Linked DNA regions of Homo sapiens: region 1 is linked to region 2. Evidence: read pairs that join two places in POLR2A ChIA-PET (ENCODE). Cell type or tissue: A673. All regions are shown on one strand. Each heading gives the region's core, and the rest is flanking DNA. Links, peaks and the distances in the headings are about the cores only.

The links. ChIA-PET counts read pairs that join two places held together with the same protein. Peaks named below come from ENCODE experiments on the same cell type or tissue, not always from the same donor. Only the 100,000 strongest peaks of a DNase experiment are listed, where the experiment ranks them.
Region 1: POLR2A ChIA-PET joins it to region 2 with 7 read pairs; 3 of 35 experiments call an interaction of 5 or more read pairs at or near these places.

The regions. Positions count from the first base shown.
Region 1 is chr16:81,461,243-81,468,102 of GRCh38, reverse strand. The region is part of intron 1 of CMIP (c-Maf inducing protein); the gene reads right to left. Among named protein-coding and RNA genes, the nearest start is that of CMIP, 20 kb to the right of the region's middle. RefSeq lists an enhancer at 3,792-4,331. In A673, for the core only: no CTCF peak of the experiment used is centred there; no DNase peak of the experiment used is centred there.
Region 2 is chr16:81,726,567-81,733,426 of GRCh38, reverse strand. No RefSeq gene overlaps it. Among named protein-coding and RNA genes, the nearest start is that of PLCG2, 49 kb to the left of the region's middle. In A673, for the core only: CTCF peaks have their summits at 2,988 (motif pointing right) and 3,896; DNase peaks (open chromatin) are centred at 2,456, 2,866 and 3,126; H3K4me3 peaks cover 622 bases; H3K27ac peaks cover 2,021 bases.

The sequences.
Region 1 (6,860 bases), core at 1,076-5,075, 260 kb after region 2:
CACCTGGACTAGAGGACCACAGGAGCCCCACATTAGAAACAAAGGAGCAAGGGCCGGGCATGGTGGTGCACTCCTGTGATCCCAGCTACTGGGGAGGCTGGGATGGGAGGATCGCTTGAGTCTGGGAGGTTGAGAATGCAGTAAGCCGTGATTTCATCACCGTACTCCAGCCTGGGAAATACAGCAATACTCTGCCTCAAAAAAAAAAAAAAAAAAAAAGAAGGCCAGGCACGGTGGCTCACACCTATAATCCCAGGACTTTGGGAGGCCGAGGCAGGTGAATTGCTTGAGTCCAGGAGTTCAAAACCAGCCTGGGCAAGATGGCGAAACCCCATTGCTAATAAAAATTTAAAAAGTAGCCAGGCATGGTGGCACATGCCTGTAATCCCAGCTACTCGAGAGGTAGAGGCAAGAGAATCGCTTGAACCTGGAAGGCGGAGGTTGTAGTGAGCCAAGATCATGCCACTGCACTCCAGCCTGGGTGACAGAACGAGACTCCATCTCAAAAAAAAAAAAATAAAGAAGAAAAAGAAAAAAATAAAGGAGCAAAAGAGAAGAGGCCAGGAAAAGTAAAAACACTAAATTCCTCTTTTTTCCAGACCAAACCTGGGGTATAAATGCCATTTTTGAGGGTGGCGCATTCAAATCCTCTCATCTTCTCACAGGAGGCCTTTACGGGGTAAAGAGAAACTGAGGGGAGCCTCACAGAGGGGGAGAGGCACCGCTGCTGGGGGCACTGCTATAGAGGCTGCTCTATGTTAAGCCCCTGCCTCACTAGGCAGGCTTTGTCCCACCTTCCCAACGGGGCAGAAGGTTGTCAAGCGCCTCATCTGGGATGGGAACACCAGGCTGGGGCACTCAGACTGGTTGCGGGATGTGCCCAGGTCCCAGAGTGAGTGTTAGGGACCGGTGACAAACATGGGTCCACGTCCAGCCCAAGGGCGTGGGCCCACATCACACAACCTCGCCTAAGCCCCTTGCCTGGTGGGATGGAAACTCGCTCAACTAAAAAAAACTTCTAGAGCCCAAGAAGATCCTTGTTCCTGCCCAGCGAGGATGGACAGCTTCAAAGGGCAGTTTGGGGGTTTCTGTTTATTTTCCTGTATGTTCTGGTCACCTCAATCATCTAACCAGAAGAACTGGCCCAAAATTAGGCACAAGAAAAAAGGAAAAAGTCTAGCCCTGCCACATAACTCCTGGAACTGGTTGCAGAAACTGAACTTTGGCTTTCTAAACTTGGTGAAGGAACAACAGCCTCTTTCAAGCAAGGCCCTTTTGTTCCTAGTTCCCAGGGAGGAGGCAGAATCTTTGGCTGAACAAATTCGGTTCAGCCCAAGTCTCCCAGGGAAACGGCGCTGTGCTAAGCCCCCCATGGTCAATGCATTAACTTGCTCCTATCCCAGGCAGATCACCAATCAATTGGATGGCATTGGTTTTGTAATTTCAAAAGCATGTAGCCATCAGATTCATTATGCAATCATGGCCCGTTCGTAAGTAATACCAATAAGAAGTGCTTCCTGAGCAATGTCTCAGTTATGCCTCATGATAACCCTGTGATGTAGACACACCCCCATCTTTCGTTACACAGACAAGGAAACTGAGGCTCGCCAAGCTCAAAACCATTGCCAAGATCATCACTAGTAAGTGGCAGAGCTAAGATTCAAACACAGCAACTGCACATCCCTGGCCTCCAATCAACCAAGAAACAGCCAAATGAAGTAATTTTTTTAAAAAGGGAAAGAGGCCAGGCCTAGTGGCTCATGCCTGTAATCCCAACACTTTGGGAGGCCAAGGCAGGAGGATCACTTGATCGCAGGAGTTCAAGACCAGCCTGGACAAGATGGCAAAACCCCATCTCTACAAAAAATTTAAAAATTAGCTGGATGTGGTGGCACACACCCGCAGGCCCAGCTACTCGAGAGGCTGAGGTGGGAGGATCACTTGAGCCCAGGAAGCTGAGGCTGCAGCAAGCTGTGATTGTGCCACTGAACTCTAGCCTAGGTGACAGGGCGAGACCCTACCTCAAAAAAATAAGACAAAATAAAAAGTAAAAAAAAAACAAATGAAAACAAGAGAGAAGAAAAGAAAAAGGAAAGGACAAGGATGTATTTTTCATCATCGACTTCTTGCCACCTGAAATTACCAGCTTCTTCTCTGCAAGGGTTGTCTCCCCGACTGGAACGAAGGTGTTCTAGTGGGGCTGTGTTTGGTTCACCCCACAGCCCAGCCCTCAGCCGGGCACCTGACACCCAGAAGACCCTGAGCGAAGGTCTGGAGCGAGGGAACTCACAGGGCCCTGCTGTCTGAGCCAGGGCCACAGGCACAACCCCTGCCTTTCCCACAGGTGACAGCAAGGACAGCTCACCGTGCTGGGTCACTCTGCCCAGTCACCACCACAGGCGAAATGGTCGAGCCAGAGAGGCCCTCTCACGGTTCAGCTGAGCCAGGCCCAAGGTCAGCTCGCTGGGGAATTTCTCTCATTCGTTCATTCAATCGATCATTTCTTATTAGCTCATTCAACAAATACTTATTGAGCACTAACCACAACCAGGCATTGTGCGAGGCAGCCTTCTTGGGACAGTGAGTGTTAGGGACTGGTAACAAACGTACGGGGTCCAGTCTGGGGACAGAGAACAGGAAAAGGAAGCAAGCACAGCAGGACACAGCGTCAGACACGGGGTGCATCCTGCCCCTATCAAGGACGCAACCTGGTGGTAGTGAAAGTCCAGCTGGCATCCCCTCCCTCCACAGCAGGGCCTCAGGCCTGGTTTATATATGTTTCTAAATGAAGATCCAGCCCACAACACCAAAGACTGTCCAGGTACAGCATCATCAAGTATGGATGGAAAAAACGGCACATGCAAATGAACACCCTACAAAAATGTTAATTATCATCTCTGGCTGTCGGCATTCTAGGTGGATTTGGTTTTCTTCTGTTTATTTGCGTTATCTAACTGTGCTACAACAAACCCGAGTTCTTTATGTAATGGGTAAGGGGGGTGAACATCTTTAAAAAATAAATGTCCGCTCGTAGATGTATATCCAAAAGAACCAAAAGCAGGGGCGATAATAAATACTTGCACCAATGTTCACAGGAGCGTTACCCACAACAGCCAACAAGGGAACAACTCAAGTGTCTGTCGACCGAAGAATGGATAAATCAAATGTGGTCTATCCAGTCAATGGAACATTATTTGGCCTTAAAAAGGAAGGAAATTCTGGCATGTGCTAAACATGGGGGGAACGTAAAAACCTCACACTAAGTGACATAAGCCAGACACAGAAGGACAAATACCGTATGATTCCACTTAGCTCAGGTACTTCAATAGGCAAACTCATAGAGACAGCAAGTAGAACAGCAGTGACCAGGGGCTGGGACGAGGAGAGAATGGGTACAGAGTTTGTGCTGGGGATGATGAAAAAGTTCTGGGTGTAGACAGTGGTGACTGTGAATGTATTTAATGCCACTGAATTGTACACTTACAAATGGATAAAATGATAAGTATTGTGTTATGCATATTTTACCACAATAAAAAAATTTTTTTAAAACCTCAGAACTTCAGCTGCCAAAACGAATGAATGAATGAATGAATGAATGAATGAATGAGACCTTCACTCTTCCCTGATCAAGATTTTCCTGGTTGCATCATCAAATAGACAAAGTGAGAAAACAGCATGCTGTACCGGGGTAGGGACAGCGACTGGGGCAGTCTCTCTACCTGGGCCTCAGTTTCGCCAACTGTGAAATCAAGGCATCTGCCCCATCGGACCAGATGTGGAGCCTGTGACCAGATGTCATCTTTCCTCTCTTCAGTCTCACAGCTAATTCTAGGAAGGTGCTGGCACTAGGAAGAGCTCTGGCTTAGCCAGCCACCTCTCACTGTGCCCACGCCACTTCCCCTGGGAGACTCCTTTTCTCACCTGTGAAATGCGGAGACTAATGACAAAGCTACTGTCTCTACCCCTGCTTCCCTTACACACTGGCTGCGGCTCCCTCAGAAGATCACAAAGGTGAGGTGGATGGAGCCCTAGCTTCTTCCCTGAGCTGGCTGCCTGGAAAAAGCCACCCCGGCCAGGTAACTCAAGGGACTAGGAAAATCCTGGCTGCACTCAAGCTTGGCAAGGAGGCTGAGGGGCAGGAGAAATGAAGGAGAACTCTCCAAGGCCTGCCTTGTTGTCCAACCAACACCTACTTCATTTTTCCTTAGGTGGAACCATACAAGAGTGGGCACATAAAGGACACCTGGGAAGTCCCCTGAGGTCTCAGGAAAAGCAGTGGAGCCTAGGAAAAGACACACGAGCTCGAGTCGGCCTGACCTGGGTTTGCATCGCAGCTCCACAACCCACAGCCATGTGACCCTGGAGGCCAAGGGCCTGGGGTACCTGTCCCCTCTCTTGTAACACGGGGACACTGCCCACCCAGGGGGCTGAATAAGTGCCTGGCACATCATAGGTGCCTGAGAAATGGCAGGTTCCATTATTTCACCCGGTCCAGCCCTGGCAATCGGTACCCAGCTGGGCAGAGAGCCGGCTTGAATCGTCCTACAAAATCCTCAGGGAGGAGAGAGGACTCCATGCGCACAGCACGCTCATAAAAACAAATCTGAGAATAAAAACCACAACCGCCGTCCCGCCAAACGTAGTGGGAGTAATGAAGCAAACAAAAGGGAAAGTTCAACTCCTTTTTTTGGCTTTAGAACATGCAAATGCAAAATTCAGTGGCAAAGGAATTATCCCAGAAAAATTCCATGTCTAAATCTGAAATGGCCCCAAGGAACTCTGTCCCTCTCTAGTCATTTAAGTGACGTTTTGCTCTAGGGTGTGGCTAAAGATCGGGGCCAGCCAACCTGGGGAGAAACAAAGACAATGAGGAAACTTGTTTATTGGGGTCCTTAAAATGTTAACAACCAAGGAAAACCCTCAGCTTCTCTTAGTGGTGCTTGCTTACCATTGCTGAAGGTGAAGTCCTTGGTATCCAGAAGGAAGGAGCCCATTAGACCTGCACTCATCGTCCACTGCTCCATTCACATCAGCTGAATTTGCCAGGTAGCCTCCATGATAGAGACTCAGTAAAGGATCCATACTTCCCAAATTCCAGGCGTTCAAATGCCAAGACTGCCTTTGCCTCTGTGGATACTCCCTGGGCATATTTTCTCATGCTTAGTATTCTTTAATCGTTGGTCATCAAGGGTTTGTGGTCACTCTGTCCCTCTGCTTTACAGGTCAGGGAGGTGAGGCAGCCCAAGGTCACACTGAGAGCCAGGGCAAAGCTGAGCAGTGAGCCACCATCTGCCTGATTCCAGCAGAACAGCCCTCGGACTCAATCACAACGCAGCTCCAGTGATGCACTACACCTTATCAGAGAGTGAAGAACTGCTCTAAATCTTAAAACAAACATTTTAGGGGCAAGAAGTGCCAACCTTGAAACTCCAGACTGGGATAAAAGAAAAAATATTTCACCATAACCAAGAAGACTAAACACAGCTCAAGCAAGTACAGAAAACGCTGCAGGGACCAGCCCCACACTTACCTGGCCAAAGGAGCAAAACTCTGAATAAAAACCTTGATCTTTCTACTTAATGAAACATTTTTTTTTTTATCACTTACATGTTTATTTCTGTGCAAAGCTCCATTTCCTGCTGGGGAAGCGTCACTGACCCCCTAGCCTGGTTTATTGCCCTAGAGAGGGAGGTGTCCATGAATCCCTAAGAATGCCTATATTATGGATGCTAAAAAACACATAGTTGCTAAGTTTTATAAGCCCTGCTCTGTCTTACCATTTTGCCAGCCCAAGGATCCATAGCTTTCAGCACATTTTCAAAGGGAGTATGTCATTCCCAAATCTAGACCCAGTACCCCAGAACATCCATTCAGCAGGGAATAGTCTGTCATTTTGATTTTTGGTGACTGTGACAAAGGACTCACTGACCATCCACCCAGACACAAGAATGGAAATGAGACCAGGAATGAAAGAAAAAATAAATCACTTCCCAAAGCAAGTCATGGGATGCAGAAATGGACCAAAATTTAAGTGGATATGACAGAAGAGAAGTAAAAGATAATGATGACAACACAGTTCCATGGGTTTCCGAGAAGGAAAGAGGAAGAAAACTAGCCTCATCTTTATGAGGGCAGCCAGCTCCATGAGAACTGCCTATGCAGCTCACCGCAACACGCAATGCCTAGAACGGTGCCCAGCACATACTGCTGAATGTTGGATAAATATACCATGTCATTTACTCTCACAATCCTGGGATGTAGGGATGGGAATTTCAGTTTCCAAGATGAGGGTCAGAGAACTCATGTGATCTACCCAGAGTTACAAGCAACAAGAGGCATTGCTGGGATGTGAACCCAGATCCAGGCACTGCTTTGCAAACCCAGGTGCTTTCCTCTATACCACACTTTGTTTAACCCAAAATCATCTCTTAAGAGCGAACACCCTGGTGTGGAGAAGGCTTCAAAAAAATCCCACTGGCTCCCTTGAGGGTCATTTAACGACTCTGGGCCTTAAGTTCCTAATCTATGCAGTGAAAGAAGCTGGGCTACATCAAGAATGGCAAATAGGGTCCCCGTTGCATGCCAACAACAATTGATTATTAGTGGCTGTCTCTGAGCTCACTGGGAAGACTAATTACGCTAGGGTTGATTAGCAATGTCTACCACGGTCAAGGCAATGAGGAGTGGCAGCACATGTGTCACTTATTTGCCATCCCAGAACTAGATGAACTTCAAGTTCTCTTCCAACTATGGCTGGCTCTGATTCTAATTATAAAAACAAAAAAAGGGGGAAGGGGCAAATGGAGAAGGAAAAATAGGCTAACATTTTCCAACATGGGCCATGGCTGAATTCAGTCAAA
Region 2 (6,860 bases), core at 1,468-5,467:
ATGGAGAGAGGATGGACAGATGGATGAATAAGTAGATGGCTGGATGGATGGAGAATAGATGGATAGAGGGTGGGTGGATGGATCATTGGGTAGATGGATGGTCAAAATAAGAGGAGACTGAGTGAGCCTTCTCTAGCAGTCTAGAAATCACCATCTAGGCATGAGTTCCCCATGTTCTAAAGGTAGAAAACTAAAAGACGACTTCAGGGCTTATTAAAAAGTGGTGCAAAATGTTCCACTCTCTCCATATGTCATCCCACCTCCAACAGAAGACTTGAGGTCCATGAGCAGGGAGAGAAAAAGAGGGAAATCTCCTTCCCAGGTTCCGGGTTCACTCCTGTCCTCCAGCCACCCCCAGCCCAAGGCAGGTGATGCTTGATCTTCATGCTGCCTGCCTGGACTAGAGAAAGGCAGCTAGCAAGAGGTGCCTGGGTGGGGAGAGGTGACCACAGCAATGTCCTCCAGTCTACAGGTCAGGGCAGTGTGACTTTCTGGGAGTCAAGTGGACACCAGGAGGCAGTAAGCCTGAGATAGCTTCCTGTTATGCCACCCAGAAAGGAAGAAGAGACCCAGCAGGGGGCAGCGGGAGGTGGCCCACAGGGGGAAGGGGCTGGGGGGAATATGGCCTGGGGACCATCACCTCCACCCCTGCCTCATGGGGTCTCTCCCAAAGCTCACACCTGGACCACCATTTGAACATCCCTGTTGTCAGCCAGAGAAGCAGCAATGGCCTACGGAGGACAAGGGCAACCCCAGCAAAATGAGGCAGGTGCTCAGAAAAGGGAGGGGCTGAAGGAAACGTGAACTGAGTTTTGAGGCCAAAGTCTTAACTAGCTTAGACTGACTTTGTGCTACTAAAGGTATTTTAAGAAACTGGAAAAGCCCAGGCATGGCGGCTCACACCTGTAATCCCAGTGCTTTAAGAAGCCAAGGCAGGAGGATCACTGAAGGCCAGGAGTTTGAAACCAGCCTGGGCAACGTGGTGAGACCCCGTCTCTATAAAAAATTTAAAAATAGGCATGGTAGCACTGGCCTGTAGTCCCAGCTACTCAGGAGGCTGATGTGGGAGGATCACTTGAGCCCAGGAGGTGGAGGGTGCGGTGAGCTATGATGGTGCCAGTGCACCTCAGCCTGGGTGACAGAGTGAGACCCTGTCTCCAAAAACAAAAAATACATCTATTAAAAAAACAAACTGGAAAGATTTGACAGAGCAGTCCATAGCGCCAAGAAGAACACCATTTCACACATGTGCTCCAGGGAACACATGTGTGAACACATATGTGCTCAACAATAAATAAACCAGCGGCTTCCAAAATGTCCCTTGTAGGTCCTGGGGCCACAGGGAGGATTCCGTGACCTCATAAAGCATTCAGGACACTGCTTGGCACAAGGAGGGGCTCGGTCAATGTTCCTTAGTGAATAGGCATTGGAAACAGAACGGGGGGAGTGGAAGGAGGTCAGTAAGAGGCTTCTGGTTCCCTCTTCATGTGCTCCTGTGCAGGCCGGGTCTCACTAACGCAGGCTTCATCACAACGGCTTCGGCACTGACCGAGTAGTTCAGTGAAACATTAATAGCTGAGAGAGCCAGTGCCCTTCTACAAAGGCTGGAATGTCACAAAAGCCCACCAAGAGTTTTGCCTGGGCCTTTCCTGGGCCTTGAAGCATGACAGGATAACGAAGGAATTCTTAACAGGACCTGTTTAGGATTAAACAAGTTTTACTGGGGGTCTGAAATAACTCCCCAGGCCTCCACAGGCAAGTTTATTGGGGGTCTGAAGGAACTCCCCAAACCCCCATGATTTAGCAGGAGACAAGATAAGGGTAATCACCGCAGCACCTGGACCCATTTAGATTAAATAAATTTACTGAGGCTCCAGAGGAAGAGCTTCAGGACTCAGACCTTAGTTATAGAAGTTAATCACGGCTAGGCATGGTGGCTCAAGCCTGTAATCCCAGCACTTTGGGAGGCCCAGGTGGTTGGATCACAAGATCAGAAGGTCGAGACCAGCCTGACCAACATGGTGAAACCCTGTCTCTACTAAAAATAGAAAAATTAGCCTGGGCGGGGTGGTGCATGCCTGTAATCCCAGCTACTCAGGAGGCTGAGGCAGGAGAATTGCTTGAACACAGGAGGCACAGGTTGCAGTGAACTGCAGTGCACTGCACTCCAGCCTGGGTGACAGAGTGAAACTCCGTCTCCAAAAAAAAAAAAGAAAGAAAGAAAGAAGTTAATCACTTATGTCTTTAGATGAATACACACTCAGACGTAGACATATAGCTTAGAAGGTACATAATCTCTGGAAAACTTTGTAATTTTGAGTTGGTCTGGGGATAATTTCCAGGCCTTCTCCCTGCACCCGGTTACAGAAATCAACTCCTTCCTTTCCCCGTTCATCTGCATCTCGTTATTGGGCCGCGAGAATAAGCAGCCCCACCCTCAGTTTGGTCCGGAAACACTCCTGTTAAGGGGACGACGACAGGAGCATGCCAGAACACTCTTATGCCAAGACAACTTCCAGATTGGGGACTGAGTCCGCCCCTGAGAGGGCAGTCCCTGGACCCCAAGGTGGGGAAGCCTGGGCCCCCATCTCAGGGGGTTCCCCATCCGCTACCCCAGGAGCCAGCGCAAGGCCGAAGCCACGTCTGGGCGGCAAGGGTCGGGGCGGGCTGGGTGCAGCAGGGAGCCCCGCCCATTCTGGGCATCCTGCCTCTGGCAGGGTTGTGCTCTTAGGTGGAGCCACCGCCTGCAGGACCCAGGTCTGTGCCCTCTGCTTCCCTCAGCCTCACAGAGCCTCCCAGCCCGGGCTCCCGCAGCTGCAACGCTGGGCAGGGAAGCCGGGTCTCCATGACAACGTTGACGTCACCGGCCCGGGGCTGGGAATTGCCTCCCGCCCCCAGCAGCGGCCAGGCCCAGCCCCAGCCCGGATCTGCAGCAGCTGGGACCCCAGGAGCGTTGGCGCCTCCGACCCTGTCCTCTGACCTTCCCGTCCTGGCCACCAGGGGCAGACAGGCGTGAACGGGCCAGCCAGGCTCTCACCTGCCTGCCACCTTCCCGAGATCCCGCTTCTTCCCGCCCTTCCCTTTTGTCCTCAAATTGCTCTCAGCTGGTTGCAAGCTCAACAGACCTCGCTTCCTGTTTCATTAACTGGAAACCCCCTCCCGGGAGAATGTGCATTTTAATAGAATGTGGGGAGCGATGAGCTCGCTGCTCTCTCGATGGCTTCACCTCTGCCTCCCTTTACTCCACAATACAGAACAACTCCCAGGCCGGGCGCAGTGGCTCACGCCTGCAATCCCAGCACTTTGGGAGGCCAAGGCGGGCGCATCATCTATGGTCGGGAGTTCGAGACCAGCCTGACCAACAAGGTGAAACCCCCGTCTCTACTAAAAGTACAAAAATTAGCTGGGCATGGTGGCGCATGCCTGTAATCCCAGCTACACGGGAGGCTGAGGCAGAAGAATCACTAGAACCCGGGAGGCGGAGGTTGCGGTGAGCCGAGATCACGCCATTGCACTCCAGCTTGGGCAACAAGAGCAAAACTCCATCTCAAAAAAAAAAAAAAAAAAAAACAAAAAACCTCCCAGATTATCATATAGCCCCTCCCACATCCCGGGCGTCTACCCTGTAACAGCTTCCCACTGCCCTAGTGCTGAGACTTCAGAGGCCTCGGCTCTCTACAGCGGCCCAGACCCCCGTACCTCCTCCTGTTCCTCCTCCTCCTCCTCCCCACTTCCAGCATCTGTTCCGCCGACGAATTGCCAGGCTCTGCCTCGGGGCCTCCGCACATGCTCTTCCCTCTGCCTGCAAGGCAGTTTCCTCCTCCGCCTCCCCTCGGGCTGGAGACTCCAGCTGCTCTCCAGGCCTAGGCTCGCAGGTGAGCTCAGTGCTGCCCCCTCTTGAAGGCGCTCACAGCAGCCTGCACTTCCTTTCGGCCCTCCTTGCTGTCCCCAGGGTGAGGACAGTTAACAATAACGTGGTGTGTGTTTCCAAACAGCGACAAGAGACGTCTGAATGTTCTCACCACAAAGAAATGATCAAGGTTTGGGGTGATGGATTTGCTGGTTACCCTGATTTGATCATTACACAATGTATACATGTATGGAAACCATAAATATGTACCATTGCCAAGTATTGTGAACCCCAAAGTATCTGAGACAGGGCTCAATCAATTTAGAGAGTTTATTTTGCCAAGTTTAAGGACGTGCCGGTGACACAGCCTCAGGAGATCCTGAATGTGTCGAAGGAGGTCAAGGTACAGCTTGTTTTTATACATTTTAGGGAGGCGTAATACGTCAATATGTGTAAGACTGACATTGGTTCCATCTGGAAGCGTGGGACAACTCAAAGTGTGCAGGGCCTTCCAGGTTGTAGATGGATGTAAATTTTTCTGATTGCCAATTGGTTGAAAAGTTATTATCGGTAGTAAGAAATGTCTGAGTCGTGGCCGGGTGCCGTGGCTCACGCCTGTAATCTCAGCAGTTTGGGAGGCTGAGGTGAGTGGATCACTTGGGGTCAGGAGTTCGAGACCAGCCTGCACAACATGGTAAAACCCCATCTCTACTAAAAATACAAAAATTAGCCAGGTGTGGGGTCACATGCCTGTAACTGCAGCTACTTGGCAGGTTGAGGTGGGTTGAACCTGGGAGGTGGAGGTTACAGTAAGACAAGATCATGCCACTGCAGTCCAGCCTGGGCAACACAGTGAGACCCTGTGAAGAAAGAAAGAGAAAGAAAGGAAGGAAGGAAGGAAAGAAGGAAAGAGAGGGAGGGAAGAAAGGAAGGAAGGAAAGAAAGGAAGAAAAGAAGGAAGGAAGGGAAGGAAGGAAAGAAAGGCAGGGAGGAAGGAAGGAAGGAGAGAGAGAGGAAGGAAGGAAGGAAGGGAGGGAGGGAGGAGGGAGGAAGGGCATGCTGGCTCACGGAAAGGAAGGAAGGAAGAAAGAAAGAAAGACAGCCGGGCGTGGTGGCTCACGCTTGTAATCCCAGCACTTTGGGAGGCCGAGGCAGGCTGATCATGAGGTCAGGAGATCAAGACCATCTTGGCTAACACAGTGAAACCCCGTCTCTACTAAAAATACAAAAAAATTAGCCAGGCATGGTGGCAGGCACCTGTAGTCCCAGCTACTCGGCAGGCTGAGGCAGGAGAATGGCGTGAACCCAGGAGGCGGAGCTTGCAGTGAGCCGAGATGGCGCCACTGCACTCCAGCCTGGGCGACAGAGAGAGACTCTGTCTCAAAAAAAAAAAAAAAGGAAGGAAGGAGAAAGACAGAAAGACAGAAAGAAAGGGAGGGAGGGAGGGATGGAGGAAGGAAGGAAAGAAGGAAGGAAAGAAAGAAAGAAAGAAAGAAAGAAAAGAAAAGAAAAGAAAAGAAAAGAAAAGGTCTGAGTTGCCATATGGGTTGTAGAGACCAAGGTGTTATCATGCAGATGGTGCCTTCACGTAACAGGCTTCAGAGAGAATAGATTGTAAATGTTTCTTATCAGACTTAAGGTCTGTGTTAAAGCTGGAGGGTATAATAAGAAATGTCCAACCCCCTCTTCCATGACGGCCTGAACTAGATTTTCAGGTTCATTCTAGAATGTCCTTGGCCTAGAGGAGGGGTCCATTCAGAAGGTTGCAGGGCCTTACAATTTTATTTTTGGTTTACAGTGTCCATTAAAAACAAAATAGAATGCAAAACAAAAAGGAAAATGATTTGTATGATCATTTGTTTAGCAGCTGCCTCCATCCCCACACTGTATGTGGCCTGAGGGTGAGGATGGCATTAGTTCCATTCACTCCTGAGTCCCCAGTGTGCCCAACACACAGTAAGTGCTCAACACATATTTTTAGATGGCCTTATTGAGGTTTAATTGACACACCGTTCAATTCACCCTTAGAAAGTGTGCACTGCAATGGTATTTAGTGTATTCAGAACTGTGCAGACATCATCATGGTCGATTTTAGAACCTTTTCATTACCCAAAAATGATACCCTGTACCTGTGGGCAGTCACCCTCCTATCCCCCATCCCCCTCAGCCCTAAGCAAGCACTAACCTACTTTCTGTTTCTATAGACACTCTGGATGTTCGTATAAATGGAATCACACATTATGTGGACTTTTGTGACTGGCCTCTTCCACTTAGCACAACTTTTTAAAGGTTCTACTTGATACATTGTGCTCAGTGAATAAATGAATGGGTGACTGGATGAATGAAAGGCTGTGAGAAGCAAAGGCAGGGCCCTCTCCTGATGGGATGATGGGCAGTGGAAACGGGGGCTCTGGATGCACTTTGGGATCCACGTCTAATAAGGATGCAGCTCTGACTGAGTCTACAACTGCCTGCCCCAGGCACATCTCTGATGGTCTGCAGCCCAAGATCAAAATTCCAGTCTCGTTGCCCAACCCCTGAGTTTAGATGTAGGTCAGATGCCCGATCCACCGCCCCTCATTCCATGAGAAGAGCTGCTTTCTGTTCTTCACACTGGCATTTTTCATTCATTCATTCATTTATTCCACGGGTGCACGGTTATGATCTACAAGTCCTTTGTAAATGAATATACTCTTATTTTAAAAAATCAATTGCAAGAGACAGATGCTGGCTCTCAATTGAGACTTTGGGGTAGACCTGGGAATCTTACCTCTGCAAGTCCATTCTGCCAGAACCCATTCCAGGAGGTCATGCCTGAGACCTTTAGTGCTTGGGGTTTGATGGGACAGTGCTCCCCGGTGGCTTGGAAAGCCTCTCCGTAAACATGCATGCTAAGTAGAAAGATTTTACCAACATGTAAATGCTGTCTCAATTCCTGCCCCCTCAGTGCCCCAATTCCTTTTCTTGTGTTTGTTTGTTTTTTGTTTTGTTTTGTTTTTGAGATGAAGTC